3 separate regions of the Homo sapiens genome follow, and regions 1 and 2 are each linked to region 3. A link is a loop called in an ENCODE intact Hi-C map of the cell type or tissue named here. Cell type or tissue: right lobe of liver. All regions are shown on one strand.

Region 1 (4,000 bases), 160 kb before region 3:
ATACCTATGTGCTGGCATTTATGTGAGCCAAGCAAAGTCTGATTGGGCCAAACCCTGGGAAATGTAAATATATTTATTCTTATTTTACTATTTGGCAAAGTCTCCTGATAATTGTAATAATGTCTGCTATTGAATCGTGGCAGACACCATCCAGTGTTTCTCGGAATACAGGCAGCCCTCCTACACTCTGCATCAGAGCCCCTCCCGCAGGCGATGCTTGTTAAAGGATGGATTCGCAGGACCCGCCGCTGAATCAGAACTTAAGTTTAAAAAAGGCTGCACCTTCACGGGTGCTCGCTCTGTCCTACCAGTGAGCTTCCCTTTAGTTTCGCGTTTCCACAGGAAACAGGACATAGATCTAAAATTGCCTTTGCACTTGGACTGGTTTCCTTTGCTGACCTAATACAGAATAGCTTTTTGTGCTGTGACTGCGAGTGTGTTGAACAGATCCTCTGTATTTTAGGAGAAGAAATTTGGTGCCTCGTTGCTCACCATCACCACTGGCCCTGGTAGCTCTGCGGATAAACCAGCTTGGATTTCACCCTTGAGGATTAACATTGCAACACTGCATAGGCACATAAAGCCACCTGAAAGTCAAGATGAGGCAGGTAATGTGCACTGGGATCTCATGTGGTTGGTGTCTTGTCTTTTGCCATTTGTCAAGCACAGCAGCTGAGGTTGCTGAAGCAGGTGACTTTCAAGAGCCGAACCCACTGCAAGAAGCTCTCCTGGAAAGGGGCATCAAGGCTGCTGACCCTCCTCCTGCCCCTCCGCTGACCAACTCCACACCTGGGATTAGAGGGGAGGAAACCTTTATCCCATACTCTCTTATGTTCTATTCCTGGGGACCTGCAAATTAAGCTGATAAAACACAGATTAACAAAGGAAAAATAATACAATTTTAATTGATATTAATATTTTTATGTGCACAGGAGCTTCACAAAGAGAAGTAGAAACTCAAATACGTGGTTAGATGTGAGAAATTATATACTACTTTCACAAAGGGTGATAAATTATGGATAAGTGACTGGACAAAGGAAAGAATGTTTGGGCTTCTGGGGTTATAAATTGTGAGAAAGTGCTTAGGAATATATGGGAGAAAATAATAGAAGATTAAAGTTATCTCCATAAGGTTGGTTTATGCAGATTCTTCTGAATGCAACTCCCATCACCAGTGATAAGAGTCACTCTTTTTCTTCCGGGTATAGAGGGGCATCTTCCTCAAAGCAAAATTTAGGTCCTGCATTTAGGCAGATAAGGGAAGGCAGAGAACTTTTACTGCATTTGTTGTTTCTTCCTTGCCTATAGCTCAAAATATTCTTCTGCCAAGGTAGCATATTTTGGGGGTGGCATATTCTGATCCTCTTTAGGATCATCAGCACCTCCAGCTGGGGTGAGGCTGGATGGGGGCTGGCACAAAGGAGGCTTTCAGGCAGTTTCCTTGAGTTCTAACCGCAACCCCTGCAGAACAATTGGCCTGTGGCCTGTGGCCTGCTCTCCCCACTATGCCTGAATTGCTGTGGACTAGTTTATGAATAGCCCTCTGAACCCAGAGGAAGCTCGAGGAACAGAATTGACATACCCATCAGCTAGAATCGCTGTAGGAAGACAGAATCAGTGAACATAAAGTATCCAAGTTCAAACAATTGAAAATGAAATAATAATTAATTTTTAAAAGAGCTTTGTGAAATATGTGGATAAAGCATACTTTCCGATGAGCCTAATACTATGAATGATAAATTATAAACGGGAGTCCTATTTTAAATCTAAGCAAGGATTTTAACTCAAGGAAATCAATATGTTCCACAAGAGGGCAGTATGGTAACTCGTTTATAAAACAGTAGGCTCAGAAGAGCCAAGGACGTTTGTGATCAGTTTTTAAATTTGTGATAAGAACTGCTTTGAGCAGAAACAAAAATCAAACACCATTTTTACCGTAAAGAGTTTTTCTACATGACATGAAAGCTACTCAAAAAGATTGGGGAGTTTTTTAAGTGTGAATGACATACTTTTGAAAAAGTAAGCTCCTGGACTTGGAACTATACAGAATTGCTTTCATTAGTTGCTATGTTGCTCGGTTGCTATGTGGTCTAGTAAAAGCTACAGACAAAATCAAGGAAATCACATTTCCTCTGATTCCTCACCTCAAGTTGTGCCTGACAAAGTTTGTGGGAGAGTCTAAATTGGGAAAGATAGTGATCCTTACAGCTAGCTTTATCTGAACTCTGAGTAGCAGGCTGGGCGCTTTACGTGGATTATTTCTTTCAGCCCCATCGTAGCTCTATGAGTTAGGAACTATTATTATCTTCATTTGATAGACGAGGAAACCAAGGCCCATAGAGGACTGAATGCTTGCCCATGGGACATGGCTCATGCAGAGTTGGGATTCAAATCGGGCACATCAAATCTAGATCCCAAGTTTGAGCTATTTCTAGGCAATTAGTAGCAAAGACAGAACTAGAACCCATATCTCTTTGTTACGAATTAAAGGGTGACTTTAATGTTGAAAACGATGTGTATGGCGGGACTGAGTAGAAGAAACCTTTGGAGGAGGGCTGATGGGCCAGACAAAAAGTGACTGTGTTTGCAAAAAGACAGGTTCATGCCAAGAAACGAGAACATTCCTGTCTGAGCTGGGATCCCCCATTTATGCCGATTATGCAGTGTCAGGGTTGTCAAGAGCAGAGGGATTTCCCCATTCTCTTCTCAAACTCCAAAGAGCTCTGAGATCCACAGGCTGGTGGGGTTCCCAGGAGAAGCCTGCAGAAGGTGCTTCCTCCTTCAGGGCACAGAAGAGGACGAAGAGAAGTTCACCTAAATCCCCAGAGCCCTTAGTCAAGTTCATCCCAAAACTATCCGAATAATCATGACTGCTATCCCTTGAGAACTCAAATGCCAGGCCCTGTGCTAAGCATTTTACTTGTGTTAGCTCATTTAGTCCTCATAGCAATTCAATGAGGTGGGGCTTATGTTCACCATCTGGGAATTTCACAGGCTGGCCCCTCTCACAGGAGTTTCATCATGTAAGGCCTGCGTACATATATGCATGAGAAAGCATGTCTTGTACACAAATTGGTTTTCCTAAACCCTCCCTCATCTTTGAGCAATGCAGCCGATTTTGTTTTTAAAATGCAGCCCACTTCTGAGTAAGCATGGCAGATTGCTCACTTCCCCCTTCCAAAACTCCACTGAAATGGCAATAAAGGAATCAAGAATATATAAACTCATAAGGTGATAAAATGAGGGAAGAGATGAACATGGATGAGAGAGTCCCACAAATATCTGGAAGAGGGAGAGGAGCAGGAGCTGACTTGGCAGAGCTGGGGATCACTACCTGGCTCCCTGCAGATGAGGAAACTAATAAGCAGAAGCGAGGTGGTCTTATAGAACTCTAGGTGCTGAGGACGGGGAGATCCAAATCTACAGAAGGTGGGCATAAGGCATGGGACTAAAAACAGGGGGGCTAAGTGGCCTGTATAGGGGGAGGATGGACCCCCTTCCTCCTCCTACAGCAGGCGCACCCCAGCTGTCTCCACCCACCCATTGCACGCCTCCCCACCCTCACTGCCAGCAGGAGGTTTGACACATTCTCTCTGGATAACTGAATGGCTCCTGAGAAAAGACCCCCACATTCTGACATCTTGGAGTCCCGCCCCAGTTTAAAAGCCAGTTTGCTGTCCAGCGACCTTGTTGTAAGTCCTTCTGTGGACAAGCCTCACCTACTCCCTCAGAGTTCTCATTCATCTTTTTAGTGAGTCACACTTAGACAGAAACAGGCAGCCCAGGATCTCCAAATGTTTAAAGACAGCCTCCAACTTGGAAGAAAGAAATCCAAACAAATAGGAAAAAGGAACTTGGAGAAAGCAGAAATGATGGAAGACGTAGAAAAAAATGTGAAAATAAAAATTTGATAAGCAATTTCTTCAGAAAAATAAAATAAGGTGTTATATCCATTAATCAAGAGTTAGATTCTTTTTTTATGTACTTTAAGTTCTGGGGT
Region 2 (4,000 bases), 91 kb before region 3:
ACCAAAAAGGAGTAAGAGAAGTTACACTTAGATAAAATAAACTTCAAGTCAAAAACTGTAAAAAGACACAAAGAAGGTGGATTAGGCCATTTTTGCATTGCTATAGAGAAATACTTGAGGCTGGATAATTTATGAAGAAAAGAGAGTTAACTGGTACACAGTTCTGCAGGCTTCACATCAAACCCCACAGACTGGTACATCCCAAGCAGAAAAAATGAACATAAATCTATAACTAGACACATCAGAGTGAAACTTCAGAACACCGCAGATCAAAAGATAATCTGGAATACAGGCAAAAAGGAAGGAAAGATCACCTACAAAGGAACCAGAATTAGCACAACAACAAAACTCCCAACAACAACGGAAGCCAGAAAATAACAGAATCAGGTCTTCGGTGTATTGAAAAAAATTATTGGTCAACCAAGAAATGTGAACTCAGCAGAACTCTAAAAAAAATGGTTTCAATCATTTTTTAATGAGAAAATTTACTTCTAAAGAAAGACCTGCCTCACAAAAACTTTTGGTAATGTGCTCAGAAAGAAAAGGAAAAATAATACTATAAAAGTTATCTGAGATGCCAAGAACGTGGTAATATGTAAAGAAACCAAAAGCAACAGTGTCAGGTTGAAACAAGCATGCTTTATAATTTGTAGTATTTTTTTAAAGGCAGATATGCTGGTTCCTCTCTGCCACTGAATGTAACAATGAAGACCTGGGCAGAATGCGTGAAGCAGCAGTATCACGGGGGTTGGAGTGAAAGCAGAAGGAAAACTAGTAATCAGCTTACTAGATTTTCCCTGCAGAACTCCTAGACTGACTTCAAGGCAGCCTAAAACCTAGAGGTGCAAGTCAGCATGGACAGATCAAGCTTTAGGGAAAGCCCTCAGTTCTGGGATAAGGGAGTGATAAAGGGGTCTCCTGGAAATGACAACAGCAGCGGGGGCCGATAAGCACGTGCAGTCTGAAGAAGGGGAATCTTCCTCTCCAATCAGAAGAAGTGTGGTCCCAAGAGCGCGGGGAACACCTCCGTGGATTTTTTTTCCTCTCTCTTTCCTCTTATCACTTGACCCCGAATGAGGGCACAGATGCAAGAAGTGTACAGCAAGGTAGGCTAAATTAGGCCCTAAATTTCTGGCTGAAGGACCAAAAAGGAAAATGCCAGGAAACTGAAAAGCACAGAGGAGATCACAGGGAGAGAGGAGCTCAGGAAGGAAACCCCAAAATATTGTTTATAAGCTCAGGGGCTCATTCCTAAACTGCACAAACAGAGATTAGATCACGGACCAAACTACTAAAGACTGAGAGCTGAATTCAGAGATAGGGTCCCATCCAGGTTCCTAACTGGGTGGCACATGCATGGGCTAGATCCAAATAGCATTGCAAAGGCCTGGAAAACAGAACTAGAATTGAAACCACCGCGGAAGACTCATTCGAACTCGTGGGCTGAACTCAACCAGGTCAATGCTTCAGAAAAATACCAGCATTCTCCACAGGACATAAACAAGATTGTCTCATAACATACCATTCAAAATATTAGGATACAATCCAAAATTGCTCATCATAAGAAGACAGGAAAATCTCAGTTCACATGGGAAGAGACATAGATGACTATGAAGAGAAGTTATAAAATACTCCAAGTCGGGGCAAACACTGTTGAAAAGGTAGAAGACCTCAGGAACTAAATAGAAAAATATAAAGGAGAACCAAATGAACATTTCAGAACTGAAAAATGCAATAAGGTTTTTTAACTGTTTCTGTCAAGATGGCGGATGAGAGGCATTGCTGGCACGCCTCTCCCACGTGGAAGGACAAAATAGTGTAGAGACATTCACTTTGTGAACTTTTTTCAAGAGGCGATGCAGTCATTGAACAGGAAAACCCAGGGACGCTTTGAAGGACGCAGGAGGCTGCAGTCTACACTGTGAGTCAGGTGAAGGACTGTGAGTCCCAGAGTGTGAGAGGGGAAGAGTTTTTGCCTCTGGGATACACACCCCCACCAGGGACCCTGAAAGTACAGGACACGGAGGAAGGCCCTAACCCCACCCAGCAAAGGGACCAACTCGGGGAGGGTGGCGGAATATAAAAATAGGAGCAGTGGCAGAAGACACTTGCGTGCACTCCCAAATCCCAACACAGGAGGGCAGCCGTTCCTTACTGTTCCTCACAGGGGACCCCCGTGGAGGACAGGCAAAAAGTTTAGACGGCGGTCGCAGGTTGAACGAAGCTCCCGAGGGGTTTCATGATATATATACATAACCTTGGGTGGGGACCAACTCCCTTGGCCAGGGCCAGGCGTGGGAGAGTGAAAAGTGGGCTGCGAGTGCAGGGGGCCGTGAGTGCGGAAGCCGCGGGTGCAGGAACCTCGGGTGCCGGCTTTGCAGGACAGGGAAGGGTGTGGCGTGAAAACCACAATTGCGATCTCCCGTGGGGAAAGCTTATAACTGTGGCAAGTTCCGATTACAGACTGGCTGGAATTCAGCTCGCCGCTGCCAGTGGAAGCTGTGGTAGTAGATCTGCCTCACTGAGTGCATGGGAATTGGGGGCTCACCGCTGCCTGCTACTCCCCACTCTGCACAAACTCTTCTGCGCAGCGGGGGCAGAAGAACATCAACCCAGTGGCCTGAGACCCACTCCATCCCCCAACATTCACAGGAGCTGCTGCTTGCCCTGCACACGGAGAATCAGAGCACAAACCTGACCGACGCAGCCCCCATCTCGCTTTGCCCCGCCACTTGCCCTGGTAGCTTAACACAAAGGACAGAATCTCTTGAGAGCTCTGTGGCCCTGACTATTGCCTGTGAAACCAGAGTATTCCTCCCTCCACGCCCCCACCACCACGCCCCTCCCCCCCCCCCCCCCCCACACACCCACCTACCGCAGCCGGTGTTCATTTGCAAGCACCACCTCCTGGCTGGAGGCCAACCAGCACAGTCCATTACAGCATCTCCTGGTAGAATAACATTGCACCCAGGAAGAAGGAGGCTCTATGATCTCAGCTATTACCACTGCCTGCATCACTCCGGCTAACCAGGAGGTCCTGAGTCCACATGACCAGCTCATTACTACTATAACTAGCATTCAAGAAAGCCAACATACTATGGCTACCAATAACCAAGGAATTTCAGAGTCTACGTCACTCCCCTGCTACCCCCAGTAGAGCTGGTGTTGCTACCCACTTCTGGGAAACTGGCATTCACAACTGGCATTTCCCAACACCAGCCTGGAGGGTGGCAACGTCACTGGGCAGCTAGACCCAGAGGAGCAACAACATTCACAGTAGCGTGGCTCACAGGGACTCCCACTCATAGGGAAAGGGGGAGTGCGCCCCATCAAGGGAAGACCCTGTGGGACCAAAGAATCGGGATGGCAGGCCTTGAGCATCAGATCCTTCCGCTGGTGGAAAGCTTCCTTGAGCAGAGGCGCAGCTGAAGTGCTAGGCTCAGCGGGGAAAGCCTTCAGCTCTATCGCAACAGTCAGACAGCTTTGGTGCATGGGAAGGATCTTGGAGAAGAGGCAGTCTTTCCCCCCTTGTTCACCACCATATGCACAGTTGGGACTTCTCCCACAGGAGCTCGACATGGATGCAACTATAGACGGCCATTCTGGAACACATCAAGGCGACTGCATCCCCACAAGAGGAGCACCCTCCAGGATCAGGCTTGCACAAGAAACAGTCACAATTCCTCTCTATTTGGAACACCAACACCTACAGATGAAAAGAGGTGCCTGTCTGATCTGAATAGCCAGAGCGCTGGGACAGGAGCATATCTAAGAAGTGGAAAACGTCCCTGCTGACCTTGCAGGGGAGCTAAGGTGGCTCCAACCCTTCTCCCTGATAAGACCTCACTGTGACTCACCGAGGGCTCCTCCAGCCACCTCTGTCAAGCCTGGGTCTTCATTTACCCACTTGCTTTACCCACAACCGATTCCTACTCAGGGACACCTCTTCTACTGGCCTGAAACCTGAACCATCAAACCAGTAAATAAAATACTGGGGGAA
Region 3 (4,000 bases):
TTTGGTTTTAGGTACATGGAGTTTGATGTATTGGCAAGATATGCAAGTATGTCCTGGGTAAAAACAACCAAATTGTGTTTCAGCTGGGGGCCTCCACCAAGACCCCCCAAGCCTGGCCAGTATAGCTGTGCCGCCTCTGGAATTTTCCCCTTCGGTAACATAGACAAGATGGAGACCAGTCTGATGAATGGAATCTTGGATTTCATTCATCTCATGCTGTCTCCTGCTTCCCCATCCTCTGCTCCACACGAACAAGTGAAGCCTCTATTCACACTTACAATTCCGTTTCCTAGTTCAGTCCTCTCCGTGTCTCCACTCACCACAGTAATGCCATGCCCCAGCGGACAGCTGAGTTGCTGGCAGATGCACACAAGGGTCAAGCCTGCACATGTCTTAACAGTGGCCTATGCAGGCTCTGACTTTGGATTGCTGGGGTCTTAGTCCTGAACCCCGGCCTCAATAATTTCCAGATGTCCTCACATGTTCCATCGTGAGGTTATTAAAGGTTAAAATGACTTAATGGTGTGACACAAGCTAAATGCTACAAAAAACATTAGTTCTTGCAAATTTTTTTTTTTCAGAGACAAGTTCTCACTCTGTCACCCAGGCTGGAGTCCAGTGGCGTAATCATAACTCACTGCAGCTTCAAACTCCTGGGCTGAAGCGATCCTCTAACCTCAGCCTTCAGAGTAGCTGGGACTACAGGTGTGCACCACCATGCCTGGCTAATTTTTTTTATTTTTTGTAGAGACAGGGTTTCACTATGTGGCCCAAGCTAGTCTCAAATTCCTGGGCTCAAGCGATCCTCCTGCCTCAGTCTCCCAAGTAACCTGGATTGCAGGCACATGCCGCCACACCCAGCTAGTTCTTGCAATTATTATTATTAAGGACTGTTTATCCTTAGGCATCCTTTCTCCTCATGTGGACTTTGGCCTTTCCGTGACATTTGGCATCTTTCATGAATCTTCTGAAAAGCTTCAGGTTAATGTGAGCTGCTTTGGTATCTTAACACCAAAGGTGTCATTGGGGTCATTGCCAGTGTCCAGCATCAACAATTCAGACAAGCACCAAAACTGCTTGAAACCTGCATGTTAACTATGTGGAAAGGAAGACAAACAGTCTAAGATAAAAAGAAACGCATGTAAGGACCATGCCTTTTTTAATAGCTAAGGAAAATATTTTAATATTTTTAATTTAATAAATTTTAATTTATTAAAATTAAAATTTTAATTTAATATTAAATTAAAATTTTAATTTTAATTTTAAATAAATAATTAAAATTTAAATAAATTTAAATTTAAAATTTAAATTTAATTTTAAATAAACATTTAAATTTTTAATTTTAATATTAAATTAATTTAATTTAATATTAATTTAACTTAATTTAATTTAATATTAATTTAACTTAATTTAATTAATTTAATATTAAATTAAATTTTAATATTTTTAATTTTAATATTAATTTAATATTAAATTAAATTTTAATATTTTTAATTTTAATATTAATTTAATTTAATTTAATTTAATATTAATTAATTTAATTTTAATTTTAATTGCTTCAATATTAAATTAAATTTTAATATTTTTATTTTAATATTAAATTAAAATTTTAATTTAAAATTAAATATTTAATATTAAATTAATTTAAATTTAATATTAAATTTTAATAGCTAAGGAAAATATTTTAATATTAAAAAAAGACCATGGCCTTTTTTCAATAGCTAAGGAAAAGCAGGAGAAGAGGGGCCCAACAGTGCTTAAGTAGGGGTGGAGAAAGATTTGCTTAAACAGGTAGCTGAATATAGCTCTTCTAGTTCTGACAGAAAGTATTCTCCCCATCCATCCCCTAAAGAAACCCCCAACTGTGAAACAACTAAAAGATGGAGATGCAGCTTTGATCATAAGCAGAGAGGCTAGTTTAAGAGGATGTGAATGACAGAGGAGGTAGCAAAGAAAATCAGAAAGGGCTGATTCATAAGGCACCTATACTCAAGGTAGAAACAATGAAGCAGACAGCTACTATTCCAGGACTCTTATGTGTAATAGACACTCTCCAACATCACTTAGGTGAGCATCACCACAGCCCCTGAGATAAGAGAGTCTATTGCTGCCCCCTGTTGACAAATGAAGAGATTGCAGATTAAAAGGTTATTAACTTGGCCAAGTCTCAAATGAGGAGTAAAGTGTAGGTTAAAATCCTGGTCAGTCTGGCTCCAGGGCCCAACTCACAGGGAAGTTGGAGAGCACAAGAGTGAGTGATCAGAACAGCAGGAGATCAGCCTGTAAAGGAAAGCATCAAGAGGAGAAGGCGCCATGCTGGGTGCCAGGCCCTACCAGGAAGGACCCAAGCATGGCCTCCACCAGTCACGCCCTCCAATCTCCTCCTCTCCAGTTCCTGATCCCCCATATCCGCTACACCATGGAAATCAACACCCGGGCCCGGACCCAACTCATCTCAGATGGAGGAATTTTTGATAAGGTGAGGAGGGTACGGGGCATGGGACTGCCTCATCCATCTCTCCATGATCTGCCACTTTCAGGATCCAAGATCAACTATGTGTGAATGTCCTCACTCTTAACCTATGAACCTGTCCCTTTTATACCCATGTCTTTTTTTTTTTTTTTTTTTTTTTTGAGACAGAGTCTAGCTCTGTCGCCCAGGTTGGAGTGCAGTGGCGCCATCTCGGCTCACTGCCATCTCCGCCTCCTGGGTTCAAGCGATTCTCCTGCCTCAGCCTCCCGAGTAGCTGGGATTACAGGCGCCCGCCACCATGCCCAGCTAATTTTTATATTTTTAGTAGAGATGGGGTTTCACTGTGTTGGCCAGACTGGTCTCGAACTCCTGACCTCATGATCCACCCACCTCAGCCTCCCAAAGTGCTGTATACCCATGTCTTAATATCTGAAAATCCCACATTTGCCCCACTTTATGGAAGATGTGTTGGTTCTCCAGCCCTGTTTCCCCCTCTAAGACCTGTGATCTCCTGTCCCAGGCAGTGAGCACAGGTGGAGGGGGCCATGTACAGTTGCTCCGTCGGGCGGCAGCTCAGCTGACCTACTGCTCCCTCTGTCCTCCTGACGACCTGGCTGACCGGGGCCTGCTGGGACTCCCAGGTGCTCTCTATGCCCATGATGCTTTACGGCTCTGGGAGATCATTGCCAGGTGAGTAAGGAGGAGCTGAGAAATGGTGGGGCCGGGGGGGGGGGGGGCTCTGGCCTGAGGCCAGCATGGGGCAAAAGCAAGAAGGTCCAGAAAGGAGAAGCAGAGAACTCAATCCTGGGGAGAGATGAGGAAAAGTGAGGACACAGTGGGTGGCTCTGAAAATGAGGAGACTGGGATGAGGCAGAGAGAGGAGGTGAGGGGAGCTGTGGGGGGAGACTGGGGGAGGTGTCTGGAAAAATCAGGATTTTCTGACGATGTATGACAGCAACCATGCGAATTCCTAGAACTAAGGACCCACATCTTCCATGAGATGCTAGTGTGTTTAGAGGGCTGAGGATGTCCCAAAGGCGAGGTGTCTTCCCAGATACTGTGGAAGCATTGGGCAGATGCCACAGAAAGAGGAATAGAGGTCAGAGGCGGGGGCTTTCTGCCCTCAAGTGCCTTTTCCCCCTGGGCAGGTATGTGGAGGGGATCGTCCACCTCTTCTACCAAAGGGATGACATAGTGAAGGGGGACCCTGAGCTGCAGGCCTGGTGTCGGGAGATCACGGAGGTGGGGCTGTGCCAGGCCCAGGACCGAGGTAAGATCCATTCTAGAGACAGAAGAAGCTCCTGGGAGACTCTGCCAGGGCGCCTTCCCAGCCCTGCCCTTCTGGGGACAGGACCCCAGCCTCTCATCACGCCTCCCTTCCTCCCTCCACACGGGAAAGCATGTGTATCCCATTCCCACCTCCTCCGACTCAGGACAATTCTAGAGACCCAAGGACTGTCCTCCTCAGAGACCCTGGCCATCAACCCCTAGTCCCACTACACCCCAGTCACAGATGCCCCTGAACTG

What was found. A loop is a pair of places that touch in the nucleus more often than their neighbours do. Peaks named below come from ENCODE experiments on the same cell type or tissue, not always from the same donor. Only the 100,000 strongest peaks of a DNase experiment are listed, where the experiment ranks them.
Region 1: it touches region 3 in a loop (6-fold over the local background); 46 of 110 quality-filtered maps call a loop at or near these places.
Region 2: it touches region 3 in a loop (4-fold over the local background); 104 of 110 quality-filtered maps call a loop at or near these places.

Annotation. Positions count from the first base shown.
Region 1 is chr17:6,841,634-6,845,633 of GRCh38, forward strand. No RefSeq gene overlaps it. Among named protein-coding and RNA genes, the nearest start is that of TEKT1, 12 kb to the left of the region's middle. In right lobe of liver, a CTCF peak has its summit at 1,794 (motif pointing right); no DNase peak of the experiment used is centred here.
Region 2 is chr17:6,911,889-6,915,888 of GRCh38, forward strand. No RefSeq gene overlaps it. Among named protein-coding and RNA genes, the nearest start is that of TEKT1, 82 kb to the left of the region's middle. RefSeq lists an enhancer at 2,407-2,976. In right lobe of liver, a CTCF peak has its summit at 2,138 (motif pointing right); a DNase peak (open chromatin) is centred at 2,133; H3K4me3 peaks cover 666 bases.
Region 3 is chr17:7,002,865-7,006,864 of GRCh38, forward strand. It overlaps ALOX12 (arachidonate 12-lipoxygenase, 12S type), which reads left to right. Exons shown (of 14, transcript NM_000697.3): 9 at 2,393-2,479; 10 at 2,994-3,163; 11 at 3,622-3,743. All of the region lies in intron 2 of ALOX12-AS1 (ALOX12 antisense RNA 1), which reads right to left. Among named protein-coding and RNA genes, the nearest start is that of ALOX12-AS1, 7.5 kb to the right of the region's middle. In right lobe of liver, a CTCF peak has its summit at 2,126 (motif pointing left); no DNase peak of the experiment used is centred here; H3K27ac peaks cover 239 bases.